4 separate regions of the Mus musculus genome follow, and regions 1, 2 and 4 are each linked to region 3. Evidence: chromatin loops called from intact Hi-C (ENCODE). Cell type or tissue: heart. All regions are shown on one strand. Each heading gives the region's core, and the rest is flanking DNA. Links, peaks and the distances in the headings are about the cores only.

The links. A loop is a pair of places that touch in the nucleus more often than their neighbours do. Peaks named below come from ENCODE experiments on the same cell type or tissue, not always from the same donor. Only the 100,000 strongest peaks of a DNase experiment are listed, where the experiment ranks them.
Region 1: a loop joins it to region 3, with 4 times the contacts of the local background. A loop is called at or near these places in 14 of 42 quality-filtered maps.
Region 2: a loop joins it to region 3, with 3 times the contacts of the local background. A loop is called at or near these places in 15 of 42 quality-filtered maps.
Region 4: it touches region 3 in a loop (5-fold over the local background); 20 of 42 quality-filtered maps call a loop at or near these places.

Annotation. Positions count from the first base shown.
Region 1 is chr4:131,964,546-131,972,379 of GRCm38, forward strand. It overlaps Epb41 (erythrocyte membrane protein band 4.1), which reads right to left. Exons shown (of 21, transcript NM_183428.3): 12 at 3,243-3,430. Among named protein-coding and RNA genes, the nearest start is that of Tmem200b, 47 kb to the left of the region's middle. In heart, for the core only: a CTCF peak has its summit at 4,505 (motif pointing left); no DNase peak of the experiment used is centred there.
Region 2 is chr4:131,973,673-131,981,506 of GRCm38, forward strand. Epb41 (erythrocyte membrane protein band 4.1) reads right to left here. Exons shown (of 21, transcript NM_183428.3): 9 at 5,138-5,290; 10 at 1,866-1,963; 11 at 1,012-1,184. Among named protein-coding and RNA genes, the nearest start is that of Tmem200b, 56 kb to the left of the region's middle. In heart, for the core only: CTCF peaks have their summits at 3,730 (motif pointing right), 4,548 (motif pointing left) and 4,749; a DNase peak (open chromatin) is centred at 3,739.
Region 3 is chr4:131,912,728-131,920,561 of GRCm38, forward strand. It overlaps Gm12992 (predicted gene 12992), which reads right to left and starts at 7,302. Exons shown (of 5, transcript NR_102393.1): 1 at 7,041-7,302; 2 at 2,717-2,794. It also overlaps a transcript of Tmem200b not described here. In heart, for the core only: a CTCF peak has its summit at 3,930 (motif pointing right); DNase peaks (open chromatin) are centred at 3,854, 4,484, 6,274, 6,574 and 2 weaker places; H3K4me3 peaks cover 3,204 bases; H3K27ac peaks cover 3,570 bases; H3K27me3 peaks cover 904 bases.
Region 4 is chr4:132,075,545-132,083,378 of GRCm38, forward strand. No RefSeq gene overlaps it. Among named protein-coding and RNA genes, the nearest start is that of Epb41, 7.4 kb to the left of the region's middle. RefSeq lists an enhancer at 1-3,683. In heart, for the core only: a CTCF peak has its summit at 4,252 (motif pointing left); DNase peaks (open chromatin) are centred at 2,097, 3,027 and 4,217; H3K4me3 peaks cover 1,595 bases; H3K27ac peaks cover 2,148 bases.

The DNA of each region.
Region 1 (7,834 bases), core at 2,261-7,260, 52 kb after region 3:
TGTGTGTACACGCACGTACATCACAGCACTTGTGTGGAGGTCAGAAGACAACCTCAGGTGACAGCCTTCACCTTCAGCCACTGTGTGTAGGACGTTCTCTCGCGTCCACTGAAGTGTGTGTATATTTTCCTGACTCTGTCCCTCTTCTCCCAGTCAGGGTGTGTTGAGATTGCAGACACAAGTGCTCCTGAGGGTTCTGAGGATCTGAACTGAGGCAAACACTTTATCCTGCCAGTCATCTTCCCGGCCCTCCAGTACTTTAAATCATATTTAAGAACAGATTTACAAATAAAGAAGTAAATGTGTGATATACATGATAGAAACAAGCAGATAATTTCTATAGTAAATGCACACGTCATGAAGCACACAAGACACTGAATAGGTAAGCACAGAAGACTCTGTTAGTTCATCAATACATTTAAGGAGGCGGTTTACTCTTCAGTTCACCGAAAGAGAACATCAAAATAAATTACATGCAAATTGTAACCCACACATGCAACTAACTACCTTCCACCTCAGCTGCAGCTTCCAACACTGCAGTCTCCTCTCTAGGAACCCACATGCTTGGCAGACAGGCAAGATTTATCCTCAGTAGTAGCAGAAGAATACTATCCCGAGGATGCTGTGTGTATCTTTAGAATACAGCTAGAAATAACCATCTTGTATTCAGAGACTGGAGTAATTATTTTAAAACCTGATTATGACAAGGGAACGCCATACAGTGAGTACTGCACAAAGCGCTGTGCGTTTCACATTTAGAGACTGACTAGTCTTTCCTAAGGGATAAACAGTTTTGTTATATTCCTCGTGTTTTACAGAACCTCGTCAACGTGTGATCTTGACATATTCCTTTAACTTGCATACAGCAGCACTGCTCGAAAAAACAGTGTCTCTGTGCTATTGTCTCTAGGTTGACTATAAAAACATTAGGTAACACCAGACTCTGCAGTACTGCCAAACACATATGCACATCCAACCCAGTTAGCAAGTTAATTCACTTGTCGGAGCTTAACTTTTCTTCAGTAATAAAGACAATGTCTCCGTTTCCGGTTTGTTTGTTTTTGAGACAGAGTTTTACTATGTAGCCTGGGCTGGCCTTCAACTCCATTTCCCAAGATCTGAAATTACAGACACGTGCCATCATGCCCTACTTAGAACAGACATAATGTCTTCATAGAATTATGTATACACTGCAAATACTAGTTTTAAATCATTTCATAGAGCTTAAGTTCATTGTTTAAACAATACGTCTTTTGGGTCTTTAGTAATCTAGCAGGAGAAAATGGAGAGCCACCGCTTCAGTTTAAGAACTGAGGCCAATCACCCAGCCTTGACCTGAGTGAGACTATGTGCCTGGTCTCACTGCAGCTTGCTGTACCATACTTGGTTGATATCCCTGAGAGGCCTGCTCTTTTCTAAGAGGAGGTGGGGAGGTGAAAAAGGAAGTGGGGAGAGAATGGGGGGAGGGGAGGGAGGGGACACTGCAGCCAGGATGTAAAGACAGAAGACTAAATAAAAAGGAAAAAAAGAGAGTTATGGGGCTGGAGAGATGGCTCAGCAGTTGGGAGTATTATCTCCTCTTCCAGAGGACCAGGGTTCAATTCCCAGCACCCTCATTGCCTCGCAACTGTCTGTAACTCCAATTCCAGTGGATCCAACACCTTCACACAGCCACACATACAGGCTAAATACAAGTGCATATGTATAAAAAAAGTTAAATAATGAGGAAAAAAAAAAGAATTGAGGCCAAAAGAGGAGAGCAGATACATACCTATAGCCCCAGCTATTAGGAAGGTTAAGGTAGAAGAGTGTCTTGACTGCAGGTGTTCAAGACTAGCCTGGGAAACATGCAAACCCCATTTCATTTTGCCAAAGCTTCAAAGGCAAAAGAAACTTATTTTTGATGTACTTGCATGCCTTATGGGCAAAAGTAAAACTAGTGAGATAGCAGAAGGCCAGCAGTGTCTTAGCCATTAGTGTCATGGAGACCCCCCCCCCCCTTTGATAATTCCAACAGCCTCACACTCTCTAATAAGTATGGAAGAGTCAAAAGTGTAGGTTGAGGGCTGGATTGATGGCTCAGCAGTTAAGAGCACTGACTGCTCTTCCAGAGGACCAGGTTCAAAGCCTAGCAACTACATGGTGGCTCACAACCATCTGTAATGAGATCTGATGCCCCCCTCTGGGGTGTCTGAAGACAGCTACAGTGTATATAATAAATAAATAAAATCTTTTTTTAAAAAAAAGTGCAGATTGATACATTCCAGCATTAAAAACTGAACAGGTATTCAAAAGCCACAAGGAACCTGAAGACCAATGTCATGGACACCAGGCAAATGTCACTAAAGACAGAGAACCTGTATGTTATACTTAACAGTTAAAATAAAAATAACAGTTGCCCACTGTCCTACATTGAATCATATATTGACCAGGCTCCAAAAGAACAGCCTGATCTATGCACTATCAGTATGCAAATGAGAAGGCACTCCCCAAGGTCTTACCATAAAGCGTCATTCTCAGGACTGCCACCTCTCATACTCTTTCACAAAAGTGAGACTGCATCTACTTTAACAGGCCAGAACTAGCACTGTGTAAATGTTATTTAAAAGCTTGAACATATATAAAATATTAGTTCAGCTATGATTTCTGAGAGATCTGCTAATTAACCAGTGATTTTTCAACTCAGCACAGTGACTATGGTTATACTCAGAACTCAGAATGATCAACCCGGAAGCATAATTGTTCCCACGAAATAGATCTTCTCCTTATCTAGCCGTTAAATGTTTAAGTGTCTGGGCTGGAGAGATGGCTCAGCAGGTAAGAGCTGGCTGCTCTCGCAGAGGACCTGGGTTTGATACTCAGCACCTACATGGTGGCTCACAACAGTCTGTAACTCCAGTTACAGGGGATTTGATGCTCTCTTCTGACCTCTGCAGGCACCAGACACGCACATGGTGCATATACATAAATTCAGGCAAAACACTCATACACATCTAATAATAATAGTAATAATAATAATAATAAATTAGGAAATCTTTAAATAGCTCTATAAATGTGCTTTATGCAAATCTATTATTTGAAAATCAAATTCTAGAAAAATACACAGGCAGTTGGTAAGAGATGACTTCTTTTAGAAACAATGAGAAAGGGCAACTTTGTTGGGAAGCTGTAGGATTCAGCTGCTCTGAAAACAGGTGTAACTCAGGAGTGTGCTCTAGCTGACCTCGGCATCTAAGACATACCTTCCATGCTTCTGTGGGCTCCGGCTCAGCGGGCTCAGCCGGCTCTTCTCCCCGCTTCTCTTCAACCTTCACAGCTTCCTTTGGTGTTTTTTTGATAGGTGCCCCTGGCCCTTCTGTGACCTGACTCTGAGCAATGGCTGGGGCAGAGGTGGGCCGAGGACTTCGGTCTGTGGACTCAGCAGCTGCTGCTGTGTGAGGAAAAGAGGGAAGATCAGACGAAGGCAGGTGTCACTCTCCTTACTGACCTCAAAGTCACAGGGTGAAACTGCCAATCCAGGACACTCGGGACTGTTGTAGCCTCCTGTATCTGTCATATAGAGGAGAACACAAACTGTGCTTTTTAAGGTAGATGATGGCAACAAGATAAACATCCTCAACGGAGAAACCAGGACATCTACATCACTGTTTCATAAATGCTAAATTCGAATAAAGACTGAAAAAAGAAATCAAAACCCACTTAACTTATAGTCTGTTTAAAAAAAAAAAAACTTGCAATAAAGCTTGGATTCAGGGTAGCTCTCCCAATAAGCTGCTTTGAAATAAATGTTTATTTTTAGATGGTCTCAGGAACCTAAACATCTGATTAGGTGAGGTGGATAAAGCCTGTTGTCTCGCTTTTCGTTTATTGTTTTTCTATGAAGCTTCTACAAAATTATTACAAAAAGAAAGAAAGAAAGAGAGGGGGGAGGGAGGGAGAGAGAGAGGGAGAGGGAGAGAGAGACAGAACCTTTAAAAATGGCTCTTCTGGTGAGACAGGAACTACTGTTTGACATGTGTAAAGGTAAGTCTTTGTGCCAGACAATCTCTTTTAATAAATCAGTTAATTAAAAATTCAAAAAAGGGCTGGAGAGATGGCTCCAGAATTAAGAGCACTGATGCACAGTTAATGTCTGCTCTTTCAGAGGTCCTGGGTTCAATTCCCAGCAACCACATGGTGGCTCACAACCATCTGTAATGGAGTCCGATGCTCCCTTCTGGTGTGTCTGAAGACAGCTACAGTGTACTCACATACATTAAATAAATAATAAATATTTTTTTAAAAAGTTAAAAAAATTCTGGACTTTCACCCAAAAATAAAGCATTAACTAATGGAGCGCCCTCTCCACCTTGCCAATGCCTTACAGCCCTGTTCTGTAAAGTACTTGGAACACTGACTCTCAACCAGGGTTGATTTCCCCCCAGGGCATATTTGACAATGTCTGGAGAAGTTTTGGTGTCACAGCTGGGGCAGACAGAGAAAGGAGATGCTGACACCTAGTGCACAGAGGCAAAGGCAGCAGAGGCTGAGGAGAGAAGCCTGCCTGGGCCGCTCTGGAGAAAAGACACTGTACAGGCTGACTATAAAATCCTCTGCACTTCATTAACTGTGACTTGGATTGGAACTACTTGGCATCTGCTTTAGGTAACTTAATTCAAAATAGAGAGTGGAGCTATAGCTCAGTGACAGACTGCTTGCCCTGCAGGCAGGAGGCCCTGGGCTCCACCCCCAATATCACAAAATAAAACAAGAAACAGTCATTATCTTTAGTTTTTAATCTTTGTTCTTTACTTCCAGGGTAAAAAAAGAAAATGTCCATACATTTTGTAGTAAAGCTTACTCAAGTTTAATGTCAAAACTAAACCTTTGTTTTTTTGTTTGAGAGAGGATTTTTCTCTACATATCCCTGGCTGTTCTGGAACTTAGCATGTAGATCAGGTTGGCCTTGAACTCTCAGATATCTGCCTGCCTTTATTTCATAAATGCTAGGATTAGGGGGCTGGAGAGATGTCTCAGAGGTTAAGAGTACTGGCTGCTCTTCTAAAGGCCCTGAGTTCAATTCCCAGCAACCAAATGGTGGCTCACAACCATCTGTAATGAGATCTGACGCCCTCTTCTGGTGTGTCTGAAGACAGCTACAGCGCACTCATATACAATAAATAAATAAATAATAAATCTTTTTTTTAAATGTTGGGATTAAAGGTAAGTATGTCCCATCACATTTACTTTAATACTTCATTTTAAAATTGTATTTAATTGTTAGTTATCTATCTGTCTCCTTGTGTGCATGTTGGTGGGGTGTGGGGGCACGCACACACGTCACAGCATGTGTGTAGAGGTCAGAGGGTAACCCAGGGCAATTGAGTCTTTCCTTTCACTTTGGGGTCAGGGATTGAACCCAAGCTCTCAGCTTTATGTGCCAAGCACCTTCACCCACGGCGCCATCTCCAGGGCTCTGATTGAGACATTCAGATAACAGGCCCTCATTCTTTCTTGTACTGAGACTTTTATTAGATTTGAATACTCTTTTATGGAAGCATACAACTTTATTATGTACTTTCTTCAGACTACTGAACATAATTTATTCTGATACATTTATATTTATAAAAAAAATAAAGCAAAGCAAAGGAATTCCTTAAGCCAGAACAGACTGACAAATAGAAAGTTACATCTATGTTATACAAATGACACCACGAAAGAAATGCTTACTATCCTGCAATGATCTCCAGAGAAAGACTTCTCAGAGGATGCCTAGCAAAAGAATAACAGAACCGTTGAGCCTGTCTCATCTCGCAATGACAGATCTGTGGCCGCTTGCGAGTCCCTGTTGCTAATGGGTGCTCTCTGCTAGTCAACCCAAGAGTGGCAGATGGTAGAGCAAGCCTAACAAAACAAGGGAACTGACAAAATATTTTTCTCACAGTTGTGTTAATGCCTCGGATTACATGTGTATTCACACCTCCTCTCAAAAAATTAATTCAACTCTGCCTGAAATCATAGACACATAGCCCTCGCTTTCACCATGTGTTATCTTGCTACATGAATTTGGTTCTAATCCAATACTAATACTGCAGAGCCAAATGATTTATGTCTTCAGCATTCCTATTGTGCATGGGAAAGTAGATACAAATATAAAAACTAATGACTAGATGCAGAAGTGGTCATAGTTCACAAACTGGAAAATACCAGCTATAATGACCATCCCCCACTAGGAAAAGTAGTAAGAAACAAGCCAGACAAAAGTGACCCTCACATGAGCCCTCGCCTCACATGGTGGTGCCAGGAAGAGACCTGAGTTTCCTGTGGAATGTGAATGATGCCAACTGTAGGGGAGCCAGGGAGAGAATACTCAACAGGAAGAAAAATACTTAATTCTAAATATCAGTAACTTCTAACACCATATACTTCAGTCCTTCTACTTATTTTGCTATGAGCTAATACTATTTCAAGAATATGTTGGGCAAAATCAATTATTCAGGTTGGAGAGATGGCTCAGTGGTTAAGAGCTCTGACTGCTCTTCCAGAGGTCCTGAGTTCAAATCCCAGCAACCACATGGTAGTTCACAACCATCTGTAATGGGGTCCGATGCCCTCTTCTGGTGTGTTTGAAGAGAGCAACAGTGTGCTCACATACATGAAATAAATAAATCTTTAAAAATATTAATTATGTACACAGTGACATATAACTCAACGGAAGGATACCACTTAGGAGCCCTGGAGAAAAGCAAATTCCCTTCAGTTTTGCAGTAAGGAGGCTACAAACTACAGATCACAATAAATATGGTCAGCGCTGTTTTATGTTTTCAACAACTTTACTGTGATATAATTTATATATTGTACAATTTGCCCATTTGAAGTAATTAAATGTTTATTAGTACATTAGTGATTTGTATTTAAGGTGTTTCAGCGTGGGCTGGGAAAGTGACTCAGCTGGTAATGTGCTTGTGGGCAAGTATAAGACCTGATTTCAGATTATCAGCCCCGTGCACTAGCTACGTCTATGTCTGTGAACTTAGCTGTGGGTTGGCGAGCAGATCCCTGCAGCTTTCTGGCAAGCCAACCTAGCACACTGGCGAGCTCCAGGTTCAGAGAGTGACCCTGTCTCAAAAACATAGCTGGAATGTTATCATAGAAACACTTGATGTCAACCTCTGGCCTCCATGTGCACTCACTGACATGCACTCATGTTTCCCTGGAAACAGACAGAATTCTCAGATGCTCGTGTGCACAGCAACAGCCTTCTGATGTCCACATACGTGCTACTGCATAAGCAGCCATACCTGCTCACCCCCACACATGCACCAATATGACAGACATCAAAACCAGAGGAAAGCGGCACGAACCCAGTAGGAAAACTCATTAACTGCTTAGAGCAGTGGTTCCCAACCTGTGGGCAGCAACTCCTTTGGCAAAGTTCTATCTCCAGAACTACTTACATTATGATTCACAGCAGTAGCAGAATTACAGATATGAAGTAGCAACAGAAATAATTCCATGGTGGGGTCACTGCATGGGGAACTGTATTGAAGGATCCCAGCACTGGGAAGGGTGAGCACCGCTGGCTTAGAGTAACACCTAGAACATACTAAGTGCTTAATGAATCTTAACTCTTGCAGCTTTCATCCTCTCCTTTCTAAAAGTGAGAGGGTGAAACGCACACCCAGGGCTAGAGGACTGAATGGCTCAGCGGCTCAGGCGCTGGCTCTTGCTGAGGACCCTAGCTTCGTTCCCAGCACCCACTCTGGGCAGCTTACCTGTAACTCCAGACCCAGAGGACCTAACATCCTCTTCTAACGTCCAAGGACACCACACTAAGTACATATGCTCACACACA
Region 2 (7,834 bases), core at 1,563-6,562, 61 kb after region 3:
TTTATGCTCCTCTCCCCTAGGCTAACTAAAATCCATCCCTGTGCTGCTCAGTCAGCGGTCACATGGTTGTTTGTTTGTAGTGAAATGCTCAGATCCTCTGTGGAACAAGGCAGCGCTCACGCCTCCACTCTTTCATCTAGAGTGGTTCACCTAGACTTTGAGATGGCCAGTAACTTCTCAATGTTCAGGTGTAACTAAATGACATCGTTCTGAGGAGCCTTCTGACTGTAACTGGATTACCTGATCTGAAGCACTCCACCATCTTGCAGCCTGAGACACTTGTCACCTCATTTTCCCATTCTATTTTCTTCAGAGCACTCACAACTACCTGAAGTTATTTTTATTTGCTTCTGTTTATACCTATGGACTGAAAACTCCATGAAGATCATATCTGATGCCCACAGCAATGTCTCCAGGGAACAGTAGGCACATAAGGCATGCAAAACAAGTGACTGAACAAAATAAAAAAAACGAGTTAAATACTTGTAGAATCTGTTGGTATTCAGCCATTACTGTCTGCAGTGAACTTCACTTCTTATTCTTAAGATGGTTTTCTTAGCTCTGTTATTGGGTTTTGTTTGTGTGCTTGGAGTCAGGGTCTCACTGTGGCTCTGGCTGGCCTGAGACCTCTGTGTAGGATAGGTTAGCACTGATATCCACCTCCTCTGCCTCCCAAGAGCTGGGAGCGCTAGGATTAAGGGTCTGCACCACCGCACACAGCCTTAAGTTCTTAAGTCTGGATTAGTCAGCAGCACCCCTTTCACTTGGCCACTGAGGTTCTCCGTAAACTGGAGATAGTAGAATTATTATAAATAGTCATACTGCCAAGTTGGGCATGGTGCCATGCTTGTAACCCCAGCACTCAGGAGGTCAGCACAGGAAGCTAAAGAGCTTGAGGCCAGTCGCAGATATAGTAAGTTCTTATTTCAAAGCAACAACAGTAAAAACCCCTTATGCTTCCTTTATCTCTCTCTAAAGATCACGGTAGCATCAATAACATCTAATACAAACCTCCATCGAGGCTCCTGGACGCCCGCTTGCTTGCTGTCCGCTCAAAGTGTGGAGCAGGCCTGTCAATCAGGGCACTGGCTTGCCTGGTCTGAGCTTGAGTCCGGCCACTGTATCGGAATTTGGATCCCAGGGCAAGAAACTTGCTTTTGGGGATGGTGTCTGTAGAGGTGAGTCTGGGAGAGAAAAATGATAATAATGCTCCTATTTTATTATTTTATTTGGATTACTTTATTATTGTGACTATAAAACTAAAAATCAAACCAAGAATAAAGATGTTTTTGAACTCTTGTGGCAATTTCTAGTCAAGCAATCCCTATTGTAGTCTGGGTCATATCTCAAGCAACCAGAAGTCATTTAGTTGGGAGCTATAATATTAAAAACATTAAGTTTCTACAGGTAAGGTCTCACAGTTTACAAAACGCCTGATAGCACTGCAGGATTCACACAACATCCTTGAAATGTATCTGATTTTACAGATACAGGAAATTGACACATCCCATGAAGAAGTTACTTGCTTAAAGCTATACAGTTATTAGGAGGCGGGTCTGTAGCAACCTATGTCCAGGACAGTTCAGCTGCTGTGAAAGCAACCAGAGCCCCAGGCAAACACTGGGTCTCACTCTTTACTTCCGCTGTTCTTTTTACAGTGCATGGAAAGGCACCGTGGGAATGCTGAGCCATGCTTTCCAGCCAAAAGAGGAAGAACCGGGTTCGCATTGTCTTGATTAAGTTGCTCTTGCCTGAGCTAAATAAAATGCCAGCTCCACAGAGATGATAATTTCAATAACAGATTCAAAATAGAAGCAGGCACAAATAACATATCCTTGGGAAAGAAATACTTGAGCAGAAAATACCTGAAGAACGTGTGATGCTCCACACAGACCTTCCATAGTTTCTTGGCCGCTCGATAACTGGGGAGCTTGAAGCCGATGGTACTTTCATAATGTTCTTGCTATAGAGGGGCAAATAAACATAAAATATAAATACTATTCAATCAGAGTGACACAGAGCCTGAGAAACAGGATACCATCGAAGAGATACCACACAAACAATGTCTGGGGGTTGGCGAGATGGCTCAGTGGTTCCAGAGGACTGAGGTTCAATTCCTAGAACCCACATGGTGGCTCACAACCATCTATTACCACCGCACCACCATCTGCTCCCAAGGGACCCAACACCTTCTTCTGACCTCCATGGGTACCAGGCATGCATGTGATGCAGACACACATGCAGGCAAAACATACACACACACAATATTTTTTAAATTAAAAAAAACATATTAATATTTTTTCTTATTAAAAGAAATTTGCTCAGCAATGGAGGTTTTGTCCAAAGTAATAAGGTCAGGAAGAAGGTCTTCTATTACTTATACATCCTAATTTTTAGAACACACACAGTATGCAGGTACTGCCCTGAGACACACTTTAGTCAACCTTTGACTGTCTAAAGCTGCTTTTTGTTAGTCACAGACCTGCATTTGTAATTATAGATTACTCAGTAATCAGGGAATGAGACATCCCATAATTGCTCCAGCCTACCACTATTATTACACAATAGAAATTAGTATTGGGAACTAAACATTTGTCTCAAACCAGATGACTGTTTTTTGTTTTTTTTTTTTTTTAAAGCAGGGTCTCCCTACGTTGCCCTGGCTTGTCTGGCTATGTAAAGCACAGAGCTCTGGAATTAAGGTGTGTGCCTCCTTCTCCAGCCCAGATTCTTTTAATTTTTAAAACTGACACACACTGACTTGTTGAGAATGACTGGTGTGTGCATATGTTGCAGAATACCAAACGAGGCTACCTGGTCTCTGGACTAACTCATGAGTCTTTTAAGAATACTTAAAAGTCATCCTGTTGGCCATATGGGAAGAGTCAGTGCTGAAGACGAAAGCCCGGCCTTACACTTGCTAGTGTACCTCTCAGCAACCCTCCTGTAACCCGCAGTCACCACGGTGGACAGCGAGTCTCTGCGACTTACTTCCTCCTCCTGCCAGGCCTACTAGAAATCCATCTATTTCTATGCCTTCGGTCTGCCTCTGTTTCCACCTCAAGCACACTTTGTAAGACGGAAAAGGAAACAGGTTTGTTTGCATGCTCTTATTTCTAGCAATGGTCCTTCTATATCTAAGTATAATTTTACACATGGAGACACTGAGGTCAGAGAAATTATCTGCTCAGTCAGCTATGAGATGGCACAGCCCTCTGAAATAGTCATGGCACCTCACTTTTCAGAATCCTGCTGGTCTCAGCTGATTTGAGGAAGAACTGTGTATTTTCACATATATTGGATAGCTAAGACTTCAAGCCGAAGACTTCTCATAGCATTTATTATATTTCTTTCTGTGTATGTACTTATTTCTGCCTTCCTATATTAAAATGCAAGCTGGCTGAAGAATAGCATTCTTTTACTTACTTTTATATTTCTAGACCCTAGAATAGTCACTGACACAAAGAACCTGTTTAATAAACATTTTGTGGCGTGCATGCCTTTCAATGTCAACACTAGAGTCAGGGCAAGCAGATCTTTTTGACTTCCAGGCCACACTGAGGGGCTGCATACAGAGACCCTGTCTCAAAAGCTTCTTTCTTGTTAAGAGTCGTGGATTTGAAACTCGGAGGGAAGATACTGATAGGTGCTTGCACAAACAAATGAGTATGGAATGAAACAGTGCTTCAAGGCACAGCCAGTACTTCCAGGCTGAGGCAGTACCACTGTTGACCAGCAGATGGTGATACACACACACGACGCCACCTCAGGTCAGCCTGGGCTTCTCTGGGACAGAAAAGTTACTATCTCTCATGAATATAAGGACACTCAGCTTCTGATCTTTCCAGACTCACTTCTCTAGGAAGTGGTAGAGAAGAATTTAGAGCTTTTTAAAAAATGCCCTGGGTAGGAAATAATTTAGTGGCTAAAAGCACATACTGCTCTCACACAGGATTTAAGTTCAGTTCCCACCACCTACATCAATCCCCAGAATCAACATGGTAGAATGAAAAAACCTCCATGTTGTCCTCAGCCACTGCGACATGTACTTGTTCATTATTGTATAAAGTTACCAGAAGAGATCTGACAGAAAAAAAGCTCCAGCTCCAGGGCAGTCAATGTCTCTCATGTCCTGAGACACCTATACTCATGTGCACATACCCAGACACATAGCTCCCTAAACAAACACACACACACACACACACACACACACACACACACAACATACAACACACACACACACACATACAAACACACACAGACAGACACACACACCACATACACACACCACAGAGACAACACAAACACAACACATATGCAATACACACACATAAAACACACAAAAACACACAACATATACAACACCCACAACACACACACACACACACACACACACACAAAATCTTCAGGACATTGAAAGCTACATAGACAGACCTCTGTAAAAAACAAAACAAGGGCTAGAGAGATGGCTCAGCGGTTAAGAGCACTGACTGCTCTTCCAGAGGTCCTGAGTTCAAATCTCAGCAACCACATGGTGGCTTACAACCATCTGTAATGGGATCTGATGCCCTCTTCTGGTGAGTCTGAAGACAGCTATAGTATATTTACATAAAATAAATAAATAAATCATATATATATGTATGTATGTATATATATGTGTGTATATATATATATATATATATATATACCAAAAGAAAAATAATAAGGATTTATGTTTAAAAAAAACAGTAACTTTAAAAAAATGAACTCCTATTTAAACAATTTTCTGTTGTACAATGATAGCTTCTTTATATAAAAGCTAAAATTATGTGGGTATATCCTGAAATGTGACCACCAATTTGGGAGGTTGACTTGTTTACTTCTGTTTAGTAGGTGTTAGAGACAGGTCTCACGTGGCCCGACTTGGAAGTTCTGCTCCCCCTTCTCCGTCTCCCAAGTGCTAGGATTAGCTGCAGGAGGCCTCCTCAGATGGCAGGTTTTCCTACGTATCTCAGGCTCACCCTGAACTTGCAATTCTCCTCCTGCTTCAGCCCCCGACTACAAGTCCGGAGATTACAAGCATTTGCTACCGTGTCCCGCTACAAGGGATGTTTCAGTCCATGTTTGGTTTGAGTGAAAAGAAATTTAAGTTATGTACCTCTCCAGGCCGGATCTTGATGAAGAAGCTGCTGCGTTTGTAAGAAATCTTTAGCACTTTGGGCCAAGGAAAGCGGTTAATTCTCAACTTGTCTTTGTAAACCAGAAGGCCGCTGGAGCAGACGCCGAGAATAATGTCCACTCCCTCCAAGTCCTGAAAGACAAGCAGCGTCATCCTCAGCACATTATTGGCTATTATTAAATAACCCAGCGAGATCAGCAACCAGAACCTGTCACAAAGCAATTGGTAAAAAACAAAAAACAGCATCCACTGGCATGCTGTCTAAGTCAGAGACAGCCTCAGTAACCCAGCTAGGTGTCAAGGCATGAGTTACCGCTATTAGGCCAGTGAGATGCCCAGCAGATAAAGGTGTTTGCTACCAAGCCTACAACCTGAGTTACATCCCCAGAATCTACATGGCTGGCATGAAAAACTCCCACACTGTCCTTGGATCTCCACACCCACTGTGACGTGCACATGTTCATTATTGCATGAAGTTAGCATAAGAGATCTGACAGTAAAAATTTGATGTTAAGTATATTAAATTTTAAGTACTATTCCTAAGCCCAGAAAGAACACTATAGAAAATGGCATTATATTAATGTACCTAATTATTAAGAAAAAATTAAAATATTAATCACCACATAACTTAAGAAAAGCAAACTACACCTGAATTAATCATGACTATTTATCTAGTTATCAAACCCAAATGCTTCCAAAATTAAATGCTTCTTGACTTCTTTTTCCTAAAAATGACTATAGAGAAAATTATTAGCACCTAAATGTATTAATATAAGAATTACAGAAATAAATCACACACAGCTTCAATTCAATGACTGAGATCTTACCAGAAGATGCCCTTTTATGTTCTTAAAGCCCACAGTTTACAACCATCTTTCTCTTTTTTAAAAATTTAAAAAACTTAGTTAAATATTTGTGGGCTCATACCTGCCACAATGTAAGTTAATCATGTGTGGGCTCATACCTGCCACAAGTACTTATGGAGGTCGGAGGACAACCTGCAGGAGTTGCTCTCCTACCACATGGGTCTTGGAGATCAAACAGCTCACCAGGTTTCGTACCAGTGCACTGAATCAGGCTGTCAGCTTCCTTTCTCTTTTGCTGACGTTATTTGAAGGAACACTTTGTTTTGCAGCATTTAGGAAAGGCGCACGCTATCTGACTCCATCCACTTCTGACACCAGCCTCCATCAGGAGACAAGACGTAAACAGAACAGACTTGTCATGGAAGTGCTCCTGAGCCGAGGTTCTGATGTCCTAACAGCATGTGACAGGGTCATGGAAACCGCTGTCCAGTGCAGAACGATCCAGAGCACAGCGATGGCTCCAGAAAGCCAAGTGTGCAATGAAATTTTACCAAATGAACAGAACCTAAACATGAACTCATAAGACATTCAGGCAAGGAGAATCCTGAAAATTATCCACGGGTCCAAGAGAGACCAGATGCTTGAACGTCTGTTTCTAAGTTTCTACCAGTGAGTTTTCTGAGTATTCGAGGATAAATAAGAGCGAAAGAGCTTTAGTTCATCATCCTCTGAGATAAGCCTATCACATCTTTGAAGAACTTTACTAAACAACTTGTCATATTGAGCTAAATAGTAGATTTCCCTGTAGTTTCCATAGATATAGTTTCTATTTTTCTAGCTCTGGGTTTATGCCTGGACTCCATGATAAAAATCTCTTCAGTTTTAATTTTTTATTTATTTGAAACAGGGTCTTATGTAACCCAGGCTATCCTGAAATTCCCCATTTAGCTAGGAATGATACTGATCTTCTGATCCTCCTGCCTCTACTTCCCAAGGGCTGGGATTATAGGTATGCACCAACACCTGTCATTTATGTGCTGGGACTGAACCTAGGACTTCATGCATGCTAGGCAAGCGCTCCACCCTCTGAGCTCCATCTCTAGTCCCATTTCCCTTTTGTGGCTAAGTATCTCTACTCTTTTATTTCTTACTGGATGTGGCTCTGTCTACATCACAGACACTAGTTAAGTACCTTTAAATGAGCCTGGGACCATCCCTTGAATCCTTTCTCTGCAACCTTTCCAACTCTCCTAGCCATTTTAGTGGCCATTTAGTAGCCAAGCAACTTGCATTAAGTAGGCAGGTCTGTGATTTTAAAGCTCAGGCCTCTGATTTCCTAACCCAGTAAGTAATTCTCAAAAGAGCTATAGTTTATCCAGTGTGCATGAGTCACTCGAAGAGCTTGTCAGGCACACTTCTGAGTTCCCACCCACTTGATTATTAGCTCTGGGAGAAACCTGAAATATTTATTTCTAACAAGTTTCTAGGTGATGCCAAATGCCACTGACTGAGAGACCACACTTAGAATCCCTGGCCTTGGGGAATGGCTCTGATTCAGACATCATTAGCCTCATTTGGAATGGTCATTATAGCTGAAGCTAGAGCCTCTTCAAGGCCAGCCTATAAACCTGGGCAGAGCTCTGCAGTCTGCATATTTAATAAATACCTAGGCAATTCTTAGGTGATGCTCCCTGTGAAACGGAAACGCACCTTTCTGCCTCTCTGTATTTTCAAATATAACTTTATTTTAGAAAATACAATCTATTTTTCTTTAGATGTTCACATTTTTATCTTTACAATGTTTTGGTTGAAAAATTTTGATCGTGAAAGTGGTAAGGGATATCTGGACTGATACCTAGAATTCTTAAAA
Region 3 (7,834 bases), core at 1,739-6,738:
GGTAGGTAACCGTAGCCTCAACACAGCCAGGCCGTAAAACAGGTGCAAACCAGCTGTGCCAGGTGCAAACCAGCTATGCCAGGTGCAGACCAGCTGATGGATGGAGCGCTCCCTCTCCTAGCCCCAGAACTGTTTCTTCTTGTTTTGAGACTGGGTCTCACCATGTGGCCCTGGCTGACCAGGAACCCACAGAGATCCACCTGCCTTTCTTCTTGAGTTCTTGGATTTAAGGTGTGGTGGACACCATCAAGCCTGGCTTTCAAAACTATTTACTTACTTATTTATTAATAGGTTCACATATAGCCCAGGCTGCCCTGGTACTCACTATCTAGCCCAGATGACCTCTAGCCCATGACAACTTCCTGGTTCAGCCCTCTGAAAGCTGGGATTACAGGTGTGAGCCACCATGTCTGGCTCTTGTCACCTAGATTGATAACCGCACAGAAATGCACCTTTGGGTGAGGGTAGGGGTGAGAAGGCGTTTTCAGAAAAGTTCCTGGAGAGAGAAGTGAAGTGCTCCACCAGTATGTGGTCAGGAGGCGTCATGGGGGGGGGGCAGAGGCTAGGAATGAAGGAAACAGGGAAAGTGAGCTGAGCCCCAGGTTCATCTCTCACCGCTTTCTGCCTGACAGACACAGCATAGCCAGCTGCCTCACACTCTGACCCTGATAGACCACACCCTTAAATTGGGAACAAAACAAGCCCTGCCCTAAATTGCGTCTGTGGGCATTTTGTCACAGCCGAGGGAAAGGCATAGTCTACCCACTTTGACAGTCTGTAGTCTGAGATTAGGGGTTGGGAAGCCGGAACCCATGGCCGAAGGAGCCTGCTTCCCCACTGCCGGGTGGCCTGCGAGCTCAGAAGTGTTTCAGCAGCTTCAAATGGTTGTGGGTAAAGGTAAAAGCCATACCAAGTCCCATCAGGTCCACTCTGGGCCCAGCCACGCCTGCCTGTTTGGAGCTTGCCTGAGGCAGCAGAGCGAGGCTGGAAAGTCCTCAAAGCCTAAAATATTTACTGAGCAGAGCTGGCAGCGTTGCGTGGTTAGTCAGCCACAGCCTCTCCACCACACTGAGGGCACAGGGAAGAGAAGGAGAAGGAAAAAAATTAATGTGGGAAATTTACACATGACACCCAGAAAAGATCCACTTTATAACCACCATCGGAGGCAGTGACATACGGTGTTGAAACCCTGATGAAGCTGATTTAAACAAACAAACAAATAAAAAGTTCTATTTATGTGTGTGCCTAGTCTCCAAAGAAGTCAGAAGATGGTGTCGGATCCCTTGGGAGTAGAGTTACAGACAGTTGTGAGCCTCCGAGGGAGTGCTCTGTCTCCAATGAAGCTGAGTTTTAAGTGGGAAGAGGTTCTGTGGCACCGTGTGTGTGTGTGTGTGTGTGTGTGTGTGTGTGTGTGTGGTGCGTGAGAGACAGACAGACTGCAGCAGACTGGCAGGACTTTCCGACCTAGAGCTTAATGCAGACTAGGCAAATCTATCCCTCCCTCAGCTTCAACTCCAGCCTCTAGGACTTCTATTTTATCCAGCATGGCAGCTAGCCTGATAGGAGCTGGAAAGGGCTCTGATTCCCTCAACTTCAGGAAAAAAAAAAAGGCATCCCTCAGAAGGGTAACCCTGGAGACCACAGCGGTGTTGCTGGGAGTCCAGAACTTTGCTTCTGCAAAGCCCGAGGTCACAGTCTGGGAGGGAGGGGCTGGAGAAACGCTAGGTCCTGAAGCCTTCTGGATGCAGAAACCAGGGCACTCCTAGCTCCACACGTAGAGATCCTCAGAACTGAGTTGTCTTAAAACAAAACATCTTAGTAGAACCAGGGTTTGTGCGTTGGGGCTCAGGCAGAGCTGACCCTTTGAGGGGGTCTGGCCTTTCTCTGCCTGGTCGCTGTGTTCTGGGCTTTGCCTCGCGATGACTTAAGGAGTTAGAAGATGAGGTTCTGCACTCGTGAAGGCAATCTCGAGAAAAGAGATTCTCCAAGGCAACTGAGAATTTCAGGGGACCCCATTAGAATCACAGTTCTTTTTCTTTGCTTTTTTTTTTTTTTTTTTTTTTTTTTTTTTTGGTTTTTCGAGACAGGGTTTCTCTGTATAGCCCTGGCTGTCCTGGAACTCACTTTGTAGAGTTCGAACTCAGAAATCCGCCTGCCTTCGCCTCCCGAGTGCTAGGATTAAAGGCATGAGCCACCACGCCCGGCTTCTTTTCTTTATTAAGAGAATACATTTATCTTTAGTCCTTACTTCCTAGGCAACCCCGGTGCTTCTTGTCCACCAACAATCTCTGGGTTGCTCCTAAAGAAACGCAAGTCACAACCACCGTACTGCGTTGGGCCTGGTACTACCGGTTATGGGCTAAGGCTGCCGACCGGAGTGTGAACTGCTGCTGGAGGGAATTAGGAACCACCCCGGGGGCAAGAGGGAGATCGGATGTGGCAGAAGCTGGGCAGTCGTCCCCTCCCAGACATTAATCCCGAGAGAGTAAAGAAAAGTGCCCAGTACAAAGGCCTTTACAGTGTCGTTATTTATAACCGACTTGGGGAGGGAGGCCAGCCAAGCCCCACCACGCGGCGGGCTCGTAAATCCAGGCACCATTCCGCAGCCGCAGCCGAGCGCAGCAATCCCTCCCTCCCGATCTGCTGCGCAGGCATCGGTAGCTACAGGGGTGGGTGGGGAAAGGTAGGGCGAGGTGGGGGCGAGCCAGGCACCTACCATCCAACTTGACCGTGGAACTTTCGCTGACTTGATTCATCTTCGGCCCTCCAGCATCTCTTGGCAGGAAAGGAATCACTGAAGATGTTTGAAAAAAGAAAAAGAAAAAAAACGTCCTGGGGCATCATGGGTGATTCTTCCAAGCCAGGAATTCGGCTTGGAGCCAATAACGCGGAAACATATATAGGTAGGGGAGTTTTGAACCATCCAGATGAGGCTCTAGGGAGAATCCTCTAGGACTTAAACGCCCCCACCCCACCCCACGCCCGGGGGAACAGTCTTTCCTTTCCCCTGTAGTGATTTGTCGCGGAGTATGGTGGAGGCAATTGATCTGCGATGCCTAAATGTTAGGTGCACGCAGGGGTGAGGCCCTGGGAAGGTGATGTGCTGACGGCATTTTCCCAGGAAGGGTTTGAGACTGCTGCTGCTGGATCCTCCTCTTAAGTTACTTAAATGCTCTGAGCCATGGTCTCTGCTAGCTCTGGGTAGAGAGGCCTCTGGATGCTCACAGCCTTGAGGTCCAGACACTGACACCTCCCCTCTCCCATTAACCCACCCCCACCCCGGCACCTGCAGGATCGGGCTTGGAGCCGAGTGGAGAGGCATCCTTTCCCACCACATCCCACTCTGGAGGCCGCCAGTCCCATTTCACGACTGAGGGTCATGACAACTGTGGAGGCCCCCCTGCGGCCTGCAGCCTTGCCCTGTCAAATGAATGGTGTGACTGTGGACGCAGAGGCTCACTAGGAAGATAGCTGCGCAACGATGAGGACGTATGAGTGGGCCTCTGTCCCCTGGGCCGGTGGAAGTCACCACAGACCCATCAGACAGAGAGGTATTCTGTCTGATGAAGGGGCGCTCCTCTACATGCCTGCTGGATGCTCAACCTAGGGCTGCGTCCGTGCAAGCCGACCAGGACAGAACCCACACAGTACAGAATGGAGCGTAGCTCTGTCGTTATGGGGTGATTTTGCACCCTTTAACCAAGAGGGCCTGGGGGAGCAAGGGCTGCTAAGAGCACTACAGAGCCCAACGTAAGCTGCACGTGGCGGGGATTGGGGTGGACATCTGCTCTGACCTCCCCAGGGGAGCAGGGTGGTTTGCAGGGAGTTCACACGTGAGGCCGGAGGGCGGGTGTTCCTGAGGATCGAGGACACGTGGGCACTAGTGAGGCCAGCGGGCACACTCGGGCATGGCTGCGGCCCGACCGCCAGGGGGCGCCCCACACATGCTCCATTTCTCCCTTAGCTGGGAACCTCCTACAGGGTCTGGAGCCTATGAGACCAGGAGCCCACTGCCTCATTGGCAGTGTAGTTTGTTACTAAAGGAGTTGCCACATTCCTGTGGTGTCTGTGGCGGACTCCTAGTTGTCTCATAGCCCCATTTCCCAGCTTCCCGTGAAATCTTGGCTGTGCTCTGGGGTCCCCATCTCCTCATTCTCTGGGGTCAGGCTCCTGGAGACAAGGGAGAGCAAGCATCTTTAACCACAAGGGCAAGGCAAGTGCCACCACCTAAGGGTGGTGGAGCGACAAGCCCACAGCCACCCCAGGGACCCCAACAGCTAAAAGTTCTACCTTGCTTTTTCCAGCACAAAACACCCAGCGGGTAGGAGCGACTACACCAGGGTGGGTGGGTGACCTGCCACCCTACTCCCCTCCAGGGTCATTCTGCACACCGCAATGCCATTTCCCAACCTTACTGCGCAGGGAGGCAAACGGGCAGATATTCCCTCACTCTTCTCTTGGGTGGGTGGGGGGTTCCTGCTATGCCCTATCAGCTGAAAGTGCTCAGGAGGAGGAAGGTGGGGACGATGGGCACAGGGCCACACCTGTTGTGGAGAGGAAACCCACGTTTCCGGCCAGCAGCCCTGCTCCAAGGCCTTGGCAGATCAGCAGCTCAAGTCCTTTGTGGGACCCTCCACTCCCTCCCAGGGTTTTGAGAAACTCCTCCCAGCCCCGGCTCCTTTGGACTTCCTGGTTTGCCCTGTCCTGTTCCAGTTGACTGGACCAGGGGAGATGTTTGCTCTGATAAGGCCTAGTTGGAACTTTTAGGAGGTAGGATGGAGCTAAAATGACTGCCGCTGAGATTTCTGGACACTTCCAGGGCTCCACCAGGCTTCCTCAAGTCTTCAGAGGAACTAGCTGGGACTTCCCTAGGGCACCTGCTGTCTCCACAGCCTTTAAGTGGACAGGTCTGTTGCCCCAGGAACAGAGTGCCTGTAAGAGCGCAGAGAAGTAGCTAAAGAAAAGGACTGGCCTTTTCTTTACAGTGGGAGGGACTATAGGAAGTCCCAAGGTCCTTTAAGTGGTTAATACTGTCTTCTTGGGGCTGGAGAGATGGCTCAGTGGTTAAGAGCACTGACTGCTCTTCCCAAGGTCCTGAGTTCAAATCCCAGCAACCACATGGTGGCTCACAACCATCCGTAATGAGATCTGACGCCCTCTTCTGGGGTGTCTGAAGACAGCTACAGTGTACTCATATATAATAAATAAATAAATCTTTAAAAAAAATACTGTCTTCTTATGTTGTTCACGAGCAGGCATAGATGTGAGCAGGGCAAGGCTGGGTACACCTGCCACAGAAGCTGGTTCCACACCGATAAGGGTGAAAGCCCACCTCAGAGACTGTACAAAGAACTGGGTAGACCAGAGAGAGGAGCCTAGTCAACTTCCATCCAAGTACGGCTTGGGGAGACGACTCTATTGTCACAAGGGCCTTGTTCCCTCAGGGGCTCCAGGGTCACCAAGTTCTGCCTTCTCCGCTCTAGGCTCTAGAGAGTCACAGAATCCACATTAAATTTTCCTGTCAGCAGCCCAAGGACACCTAGAAAGAGCCCAGCATCACCCAGAGTAGAGCTTCCAGAGCGAGCATGGATTCAGCGAGCTACAGCCACTACTCTCTAAGGACCTGAGCTCTTGGTGGGTGGGATTAGTTCAGAGTCCTGAATCCCAACATTGCCAGGTACTGGCAGGGCCACCTGGGGCAAGGAACTCCTCCTCTCTGGGACTCAGCCTTCAGGAAATAGAGCCTTGGGAGTCTGGGTTCATCTTGTGAAACAGGGCTCACACTCAACTGCTCCCAGTCCGGCTCTACCATTCTGCTAGGATGGAGCAGGACCACACTCTGTCCTTTGGACAACTCTAAAGTCTTAGCTGACCGAGCTGATACACCTCTAGGTTAAAGTCACTAGGGACAGGGGTGTACAGAGCACACTGCCGCCAGCTGTCTCCTCTAGAGATGGCTCGGGCTGCACACGCCCTCCTGGTTTAAAGAGAAGATGAGGATTCCAGACCCTGCACATGGTAGGGCTGTGCCCGCTTGTCTTCTCGTTTTTTTTCCTGTGTGTGTGCGCGCGCGCGGGCGTGCACTCTTCTCCAGGATGGCCTGGGGTGACGGTGTCACATTTCTGGCTTCTACCCCCATCCATTCAGGCTCCTCCCAGTTCAGAAGGGAAAGCGGGTGTCTAGGTCACACAGAGGCCAGGGCAGAATCAAATCAGGTCCAGACTGCCTGGGGATTATCACTGTCACCACCCAGAGGCCTCTGGCCAGCCACACATCTGCAGAGACAGGATGAACCCCCACCCCCAGCCCCCAGCCTGGGAGGTCCCTCTGCAGGGGAGGCCTGTGGGAAGGGAGGCCTGCCTCCCCGTCCTGGTTTCCTATCTTCCTGCTTGTTACACTTTCTCTGAGCTCTCAGAGAGAACCAGAGCCAGGGTTCTACCTGGGAAAGGGACCTGTAGTCACCACCCCCCTCACAGCTCAGCCCAATGCCTGAGGCAGTAGTCAGAGGACAGGCAGGCTGATGTCGAGCACTTTGCTCCAGGTGTTCAACATGTGTGCGAGCATTTCAGCTCTGAGAACACACTGTGGTGCTATTTGTTCTTATAAAGATAGGGAAACTGAGCCCTGGTGAGCTTAGGTGTGCTCTCCTCTCCCACCCATCTCCTTCCTTCCTCCTCCCGGGCCCAGGGTGGAGGAGAGGAGGGGGGTGAAGGAAGTCATAGGCCTCACGTATATATGTCTCTCTAGCATGGAGGGCCAGCTAGGGCACACATTCCCTTGAGCACAAGGCTCTAGAAAGGAGCAAGTCAGAACCAGCCTTGGGCCTCAGACCTCAATGCCGGCCAGCAACCCCCCCCCCCCCCAAACAGGTCAATCCCCAAGAGCATTGTCAGCTCAGCTGTGTGCAGAGGGGGCACGGGAGGGAAGACCTGGCCCAGGGCTCTGGAGGAGCACGAGGTGCAAAGGGGAATCCGTGTTCCTGAGAGAAAAGCCAGAAACTGGATAAGCCTTGGGGGCCAGAGTTCAGAGGGACTGGGGACCTAGGCAGCTTCAGCCACACGGGCCAGGTGAGAAGGTCTGGAGCATGCTCAAACCACACCGGCTCTGAAACCATTCGGACAGCACCAGGGAGCCAAAGAGGGTTTTCAGCAAGGGGCAGATGCACATTTGGGACGGTGCTCTGTGACGTTTGCAGACCAGTTGGCAGGGACAGGCGGCGGGCAGACTGCAGGGACTTTAAGAGATGGAGTTGCCCGAAGAGGACAGTGGCTACAGGAAAGAACCGGCTGGTTCTAGATGAAGAGGAGAGCTGGGGCCTAAGTGTGCTCTGGAGGTGAGTGTGGACCTCGCCAGTGGAGGTTTGGGTTCTGGGACCGATCAGGAGTCCCAGGCAGCTGAGAGTGAAGCTTGTGCCCTGGGCTTGTGGTCTCAGTTGTGGGAGGGACACCCGGAAGACAGGGGATCCACACACCCGCCCGGGCGGCGGGCGAGTGAGTAGGAAGTCAACACAGGCAGATGCCTCAGGCGTCAGCCCTGGAGAGCAGAGGGAACGGGAGGGCTCAGCGTCTGTGGGGCAGGGGTGCCTTCTCCAGATCCACTTGGGAGGCTCTGCGGCCGGGGGATGCCGGTCTCCGGGGCCAGAGGGGCGAGGGCCGCGCGCGCAGCCGGCTCTCATTAGTACGGGCCGCGGGCTAATCAATCCCAGGCGGGGGCTCCCGGGCCGAGTCCGCATCATGGAAACTGGCCGCGCGCCCGGCGGAGCGAGCGGGGCCGTCGGCGGGGCCGGCCGGGCGCCTCTCCGTCGAGGGCGCGGGCGGAGGCGGGTCGCGGGGTC
Region 4 (7,834 bases), core at 1,518-6,517, 160 kb after region 3:
GGTATGGTCGCTGACGTCATGTTGCAAAAGTATAAAGCAATTTGCCACGTGGTGCTGACCCTAAGGCGTTAGGTTGGAATGGGGGTTGTTCTAGGAGAGTTAGGGAAGTGACCTTGACGACATAGACTTACCTGGATCACCTGTTTCGCTAATTAGTTCTGTATGACCTTGAGCAATCCACTTCTCGGAATCTGCAATGTCCCCAACTAGAAATCTTCTGATGTTTTCTTGAGGATAAGTGACATTTGGTATATATCAAACCAAGTCTGGGACCCAAAAGTGTGTCCATTACCTGGAGTTCTGATTTCTCTTTTGCCTGCTTTGTCCCTCTTCTCAGTGGCTTCCTCTCCCAATGATCTGCCCCCATCAGCCCTGGAAGAGGTCTATGTAGTCAATGGCCTAAGACCCCTCCTCTTCCTCGCATTTCAGACCTGCCCTTGCTCACATAGTGACAAGCAAGGTCAGGAAGCTGGCTGACTCCCAGCATGGACTCATCCTAACTAAACTACCCCAGAATTTCAAAAGCTCTTCATGAGATTAAGGCCAAATCTGCCTTGGGATTCCCACCTACAGAGGACAAACATAATCCCCCTTTTATTCATAGGAATCAGAGAGTCAAATCCTAAAGCCATGGAGTATTCACCATGCCAGGGAGCCCTGGAGAGTGAGACTCTTGTTTGGACAAATGGAGAAACTGAGGGTCACTGAGGGCAAATAACTTCCTGAGTTTTGGTGACCTGCATTTTCATCATGGAGCGGGAGAGTCACTCAGGGGCACAGAGAAGCCTTTTGAGTCCTTTAACCAGAAATCTGGATGTTGCAGAACTGGCTATATGAACCCCGTACAAAAACCTGGGACATACACCCAGGCTCCCAAGCCAACCAAAACTCCTCTCTCCTACTACCCAGGGCAGTGTTGTCTATTGGTCAAAGCTAGAAACTCGGATGTAGCCTGCTTACATTAATTCAGGTTTGAGCCTGTGGGTAAGCTTGTTTCCCTGGGGGTAAAATACGATGTTGCACCAACATTACGTAGAATTGTTGTGCTGGTTAACTGAAATGGAAACTACAAATGCAATTATTCAATCATGGATCCAGTATTATTTTTTTAATTGCTATCACATGTATCCAGTCATGCATGCCAGAGAGAGCAGACTATGAATTCTTTAATTTGGCCTCAGTAAACAAGGGCTCCCGGGCCAACTGCCTCCTTTCCCGGGACTCAATCTAAGGGCTGCCAATAGGAAAACCCCAGCCCCGGGTTGGACAGAGTTATTCTAAAGGGCTGAAGAGGCCCCACCTCTCAGCTCTCCGGCATGAGGCTCCAGCTCTGTTGGGTTTTTGCTGCTAGTGGGTGACTCAGCAACGCCGGCGCCTGGCCCTGCCTGATAAGCCTGTGTGCCTATGTGTGAGTTTGTACTTGGGAATACATCTGAGAAAGTGTTTGTGAACTTCCGTGTGGGCTGTCAGCATACTGGGACTTGGGGGTTGGGCCGGGGGAGGGTGAGCGTGAGTTACCTACGGAGGGTGACTATTCGTGCCCTAGAATCAGAATGCCTGGCCCTGAGCTATCTGCACCTAGGGAATTTTGACCTGCCCCTGGAACCTCTGTGCTCAGGCACCTGTGTGTTTCCCGTTGAAGCACTGGGTGAACAACCAATGCAGTCTTGGAAAGCCTGTGGAGGGATATAGGTCACTGCCTCCGCCAGGAATTCTTAGCGTCCCTCTTGGGCCCTACCTGAGAGGCTCCGTGGGAGAGGTGACATCCTGAAGGGACAGTTCACATTTCCTCACCGCTAGTATTTTCTATCCATCTGCTCATTTTTTTTTATATCATTAAATTCTTCCAGTCAGAAATGCTTGACGCTCAGAGAGCTGATGTGACAACCACACAGTTCTGAAATAACTTCGAGGGTGACAGGCAGGGCACAGCTTTCTTCCTCTGGAGGCTGAAGGCTCAGTTTGCTGGGGCCTGTGGGCAACTGATAAACTGGGGGGGGGGGGGGGGGAAGGGACTTGTTTGTGTCAGCCTCCCTCCCCTTCTGAGAATGCCTGAGCCTCCTTATCCTGTCAGAGCCTGGGTGCTGTCCCCAGCTTCAAGTGGGCGTGAGCTGAGCGATAAAGCGCCCAGGGAATAGATGGGGTGTGGGGGGGTGACACGTGGGCGTACATATGTGGGAACATCTGTTTCTTCAACTGAACTTTATTTAGGACTTTATGGGAAGTTAACACCCCTCCCCTCAAAAACAAAGACATGGTAGCGTACCCACAATACTAACACTTCAGTTAGTATCCTAGGCCGGAGAATCTATCTGAGGCCAGCCCGGGGCACATGAAATCCTGTCTCGAAAACAAAGCAAGCAAACAAAAAGTTAATCTCTCTGAAAGAGAGAGAAAGTGAGAGAGAGAGAGAGGGAGAGAAAGAGAGAGAGAGGGAGAGAAAGAGAGAGAGGGAGAGGGAGAGAGAGAGAGGGGAGAGAAGAGAGAGAGAGAGAATGCTCAATGCTCTGCGTCTCTAGTCATAATATTTCAGGAGGCCAAGGCTTAAGAGAGCCTTCATAGTGTCTGCTATCCTATCTCAAAACAAACAAATTTTATAAAAACAAAACACAACCTAAATAAATAAATAAACAAAATTCATAACCTGCCAGGTGGGCTGGAAAGATGGCTTATTAAGTGAAGACTCCAGCTGCCAAGCCTGAGTTCCATCCCCCAGTACCTACATAGTGGAGAGAACCAACCCCCACAAGTTGACCTCTGACCCACACACAGGGGTGGGGTGGGGGTGAAAACATTTTTAAATTAAAAAACCAGATGTAGTGGTGTACACCCACGATCCTAGCACTTAGAAGGTGGAGGCAGAAGGCTCAGGAGCTCAAGGTCAGCCTTGGCTACACACTGAATTCAAGAGGAAGCTAAGAAGCCTCCGTACAGCCCTGTCTCCAAAATACACTGAACCCTACTAGTTCAACAAGCAGAAATATTGACCAATACCCTGCTAAGTCCAAGGGTAGAAAGAGGAACTCAGCCAGGCCAAAGGCATGCTGGGAAAGAGGGAACGCAATCCTGAGGCAACCAGGCAGCCCTAATCAGCCGCAGTCTGAATCCTGCCTCTGCTTCTCGCAGGAATCATAGCCTGTTTCTTCGTCAATCAGATGATGCAACGGCTCTCACACCCTGTCTCTCTTTCCCACTGGAGCCACTGGAAGAGAAAGCATTTGTATGTTACTCTCTAAGGGGGAATGTGTGTGTGGGGGGGGGCACACCCCTGCTGTGATTCACCACGGCTCCTATGAGGACCACCCTGAACTAATGTGTACTCAGAGCTGGGAAGGCAACATGGCTCCATTGGCAGCATGAAGAATGTTTTCTGGAGGAGGTAACCTTCCAGCTAGATTTTGTAGGATGAATTTACTACATAGGGTTGGAAAAGTACATTCCATATGGAGGAGGAGCCTGGGTAAAGACTCAAAGATAGGAAAATAGTAAAAATATGCGTTCCAGGAGCAAAACACACGGGCTGGCATAGCTTTCAAACCGAAGGAGCCATGAGACCAAGGTATTGAAGTTCTCGGATGCCAGGTCCAGGCACACAAAGACAGATTTGGGGATGGCTGGGGAGTGGGACCATTCATGGTATATGGGGGGTGTGGCAGTCATTCATAGAAGGAGGCTTGGTGGTGGGTATGGGGTCAATTATCTCAGAAGGACACATTGGGAACATGGGACAAATCTCTAGAATGAGTAGGTGGGAGTTGACATAAATAGAGAAAAATGTAAGTGTTCTTTGTCCCAGGTTAGGGTTGGAATGGGGGGGGGGGTGAATAAGAGAATGGGGGTGTCCCCAGACAAATTATGTTAGTGTATCTGTAACCCTGCCACCGAACGCTTAAGAATTCTGAAAGGCCCCACCGCTCTGGTTCCTCTGGTTTTGTTGCCATGTGTGGCCGCTGTCAATCCGGCCAAGAGAATCTCTGCCCAAGGAAGAGTCCTGGGTGTTGGGAGATGCCTAGCGCCTTGTCCCCTCTTCCCTTGCTTTAGAGAGGAATAAAATGGGGCGCGTGACCTGCTCGTGAACACAGGCCCTAAGCAGCCTGAGCAGGACTTGAACACACCACCTTAATTTGCTGGGGAGCGGGAAAGATTTGACCACAGTTGGGAAAGACCTGAGATGATCACCCACGCTTTAAAAAAAAAAAAAATCCAGGTAGAAGGAAAGGTGGTGTTTGGCGCCACCTAGTGTTATAGAGCTGAGGGGGCCGAGGCACTGAGTTGAGCCGTCTCAAGACGCTCCAGGGTTAGTGCCGGCCAGCATCTCATTTATAAGTAGGGGTTATGGGAAGGGGGCTTTCAGGCAATCTGTCTTGGGTTGCATAGCCAGGTCACACAACTCGCTAAGAGTCAACAAATAAAGGACATTATCCTATTCCTTAGCTCCTCCCTAAGTGCCCTTAGTGACTTTAGCTCAGTGACAGACAGCACATGCACGGTTGACAAGGAAGAGGCTTTAAGTCTGGACGTCGTCCAGCACCACAACACTAGAGACACAGCAAGAGGCGAGACGAGCTAGGCTGGACGACTGACCAGTTAGGCAAAGTCCAGACTGTAGGGTAGGCAGCTTGTTTAGGGCCCCGTTTAAGAGAAAGAAAAAAAAAGTGACCAGGTACAGGTTCTTGTAACCCCAGAATCCAGGAGGCAGAGGCAGGAGGATCACTGCAAGTTCAAAGCCAGCCTGGTCTACCCAGCAAGTTCCAGGCCAGACAGGACTATACTGAGTCTCTTTCTCAAGCAAAGACAAAGGAGAAAAAAAAAATTCAGCCAGGCATAGTGTCTCAGGCCTGTAATCTCGGCACTTGTGGATGTGGGGGTGGGAGGACTGTCATGAAGTTAAATCAGTCTAAACTACCCTCTGAACCCCTGCACTTTCTTCCCCTAAGAAAGAGAGCAATGGACACGATGGGGCACAGACCTGTTTTTTGGTTTTTGGTTTTTGGTTTTTTTTTTTTTTTTTTTTTTTTTGCACCCGGAACACTGAGACAGAAAGATCTCAAGGCCAGCCTAAGCTACTTAGTAAGATTCTATCCTAAGTGGGTGGGTGCTGAGTGATGTCATAGTCTATAGAAAGCTTGTCTGGCAAGTTTAGGACCTGAGGGGTTTTGTTAACCTTTATTTTTATTGGGCTGGAGAGATGGCTCAGTGATTAAGAGCATTTCTTCTTCTTGTGCCAGACCTGTGTCCAATTCCTGGTAACTAATGGTGATTCACAGCCATCTGTCACTACAGGTACAGGAAATCCAACCCCCTCTTCGGAATTCTGAGGGCACCACACATACATGCAAGCAAAACACTCATACGTTATAAAATAAATCAATTTTTTAAAAGAATGCCTCTAAAATTGTAAGGGTTACAAAAGATAAATATTATAAGCCCTTAACATGTGTGGCTCAGAGTACATGAGAAACAATCAGTTATTGATGCTATTGTTACTACTAAAGAAGGGCATAGATTTGAGAGAGACACTAATATCTTCCACAAGAAATCTACAGTAGGGCTGGTGAGATGGTGAGCATTGACTGTTCTTCCAAAGGTCCTAAGTTTAAATCCCATGTGGCAGTTCACAACCATCCATAATGAGATCTGATGCCCTCTTCTGGTGTGTCTGAAAACAGCTACAGTGGACTTGCATATAATAAATGGATCTTTTTTTAAAAAGTAGTCTATAACAAAATACTAAACACTAAGCCATAAAAATACTTATTTTTATTATTTTTAATTACGTGTGGGTTTGTATGTCAGGTGCCAGCAAAATCCAGAAAACAGCATGCTGTGGGATTTGGGAATCAAACCTGGGTCCTCTGCAAGAGCAGCCAGTGCTCTTAACTGCTGAGTCACAAAACCCAATGGCTATTGCTGTTGCTGCTGCTGCTGCTGCTGCTGCTGCTGCTGCTGCTGCTGCTGCTGCTGCTGCTACAAAATGGGGTTTCTCTGTGTAGCCCTGGCTGTCCTGGAACTTTCTCTGTAGACCCGGCTGGCCTTGAACTCAGAGATCTGCCTGTCTCTGTCTCTTAAGTCCTGGAATTAAAGGCATGAAGCCACTTCCGCCTAGTGGCCAAGTTTTCTTCCTAGTACCTACATAAAAACTTGGAAGGGTGTCCTAACTGTAGATATCCAGAACTGGGAAAGCAGAGACTGACAGATCCCTGGAGCACGGCCAGCCTGACCTAACCAGCAAGCCCTTGGTCCCAGGGAGAGTTCCCTGTCTCAACAAAACAAAAACAAAGCAACAACAACAACAAAACAAAAAACAAAAACAAAACAAAACCCAACAAGATGGGGCCAGTGAAGTGGTTCATGCAACCATGCCAGCCTGGGTTCAATCTATGGTACTCAGATAAAGAGGGAAGAAGAAAACCAACTTTAAGAAGTTGTCCCCTGACTTCCACATGTGTATCAGGGCACAAGCACTAATGGTAATGCATTTTAAAATAATGTTAGAGAAACAACAAGGTCTCTGGAGGAATAGCACCTGAACTTGACCTCTGACCTCTACGTGTATGCGTATACGTGCAGAAGCCAGAGGCAGTGGGTCTCCTGGAGCTGGAGTTACAGGGTTTTTTTTAATGCTGGACATAGGACTGGAGAGAAGGCTCAGCAGTTGAGAGCACTGGCTGCTCTTCCAGAGGTCCTGAGTTCAAATCCCAGCAACTATACGGTGGCTCACAGATGATTATCTGTAATGGAATCCAATTCCCTCTTCTTTTTTTTTTTAATTAGGTATTTTCTTCATTTACATTTCCAATGCTATCCCAAAAGTCCTCCATACCCTCCCCCCACTCCCCTTCTTGGCCCTGGCGTTCCCCTGTACTGAGGCATATAAAGTTTGCAAGACCAATGGGCCTCTCTTTCCAATGATGGCCAACTAGGCCATCTTCTGATACATATGCAGCTAGAGACACGAGCTCTGGGGGTACTGGTTAGTTCATAATGTTGTTCTACCTATAGGGTTGCAGATCCCTTTAGCTCCTTGGGTAATTTCTCTAGCTCCACCATTGGGGGCTCTGTGTTCCATCCAATAGCTGACTGTGAGCATCCACTTCTGTGTGTGTTTCCCTCTTCTGGTGTGCTTGAAAGTAGAGCACTAGCATACATTAAATAAATAAATAAATACATCTTTTTTTTTTTTTTTTTTTAAAGATGCCCGATATACGTGCTGGAAACACTGGCAACAGATCTCATAAACCTCAAGCCAAGGTCCTTCCTGGGACCCATGAAAATGTAGGTCAAGTATTGAAGAGATTCTGAAGCTAGAGTAGGATGTAGGTCTGGGTTTCACAGCCACTCCCCCAGGCAGGGCTTTCCCCGGCCCAACTCCTGGCTTCTTTGGTATGGTCATATGCTTAGAGCCAGGTTGGCCAGTGCCATGCAAGAAGAGCCACAGTGGGCAGGCGTCAGAAGCCATCTCGGAAAGGCTATGGCAAGCAAGCGAGCTTTCCTGCGATGGCCCACTGTTTGCATGGCTGCAATGGGAGAGCTCTTAGAGACAAGAGGCCAAGAGACTTCATCCTAGGATTGCTTCTCACTACTAATATGCTTTTCCTGACACTATCACATAGCCTAACGATTCCTGGGCATCAGCCCACCCTATTGGGCAGATCTCCTGCAGATCAACATGAAGAACTTCCATGAATTAATGCTAGATGAATTAATTATAGCATTCCTGATTTGATTCAAATAATTGTAGGAAGAAAGTTTAAGGAGATAGTCTTAACTGTCTAACACAGTTAAGTGCCATGCAGGAAGAGCCACAGTGGGCAGGCGGAACCTGTAACCACAA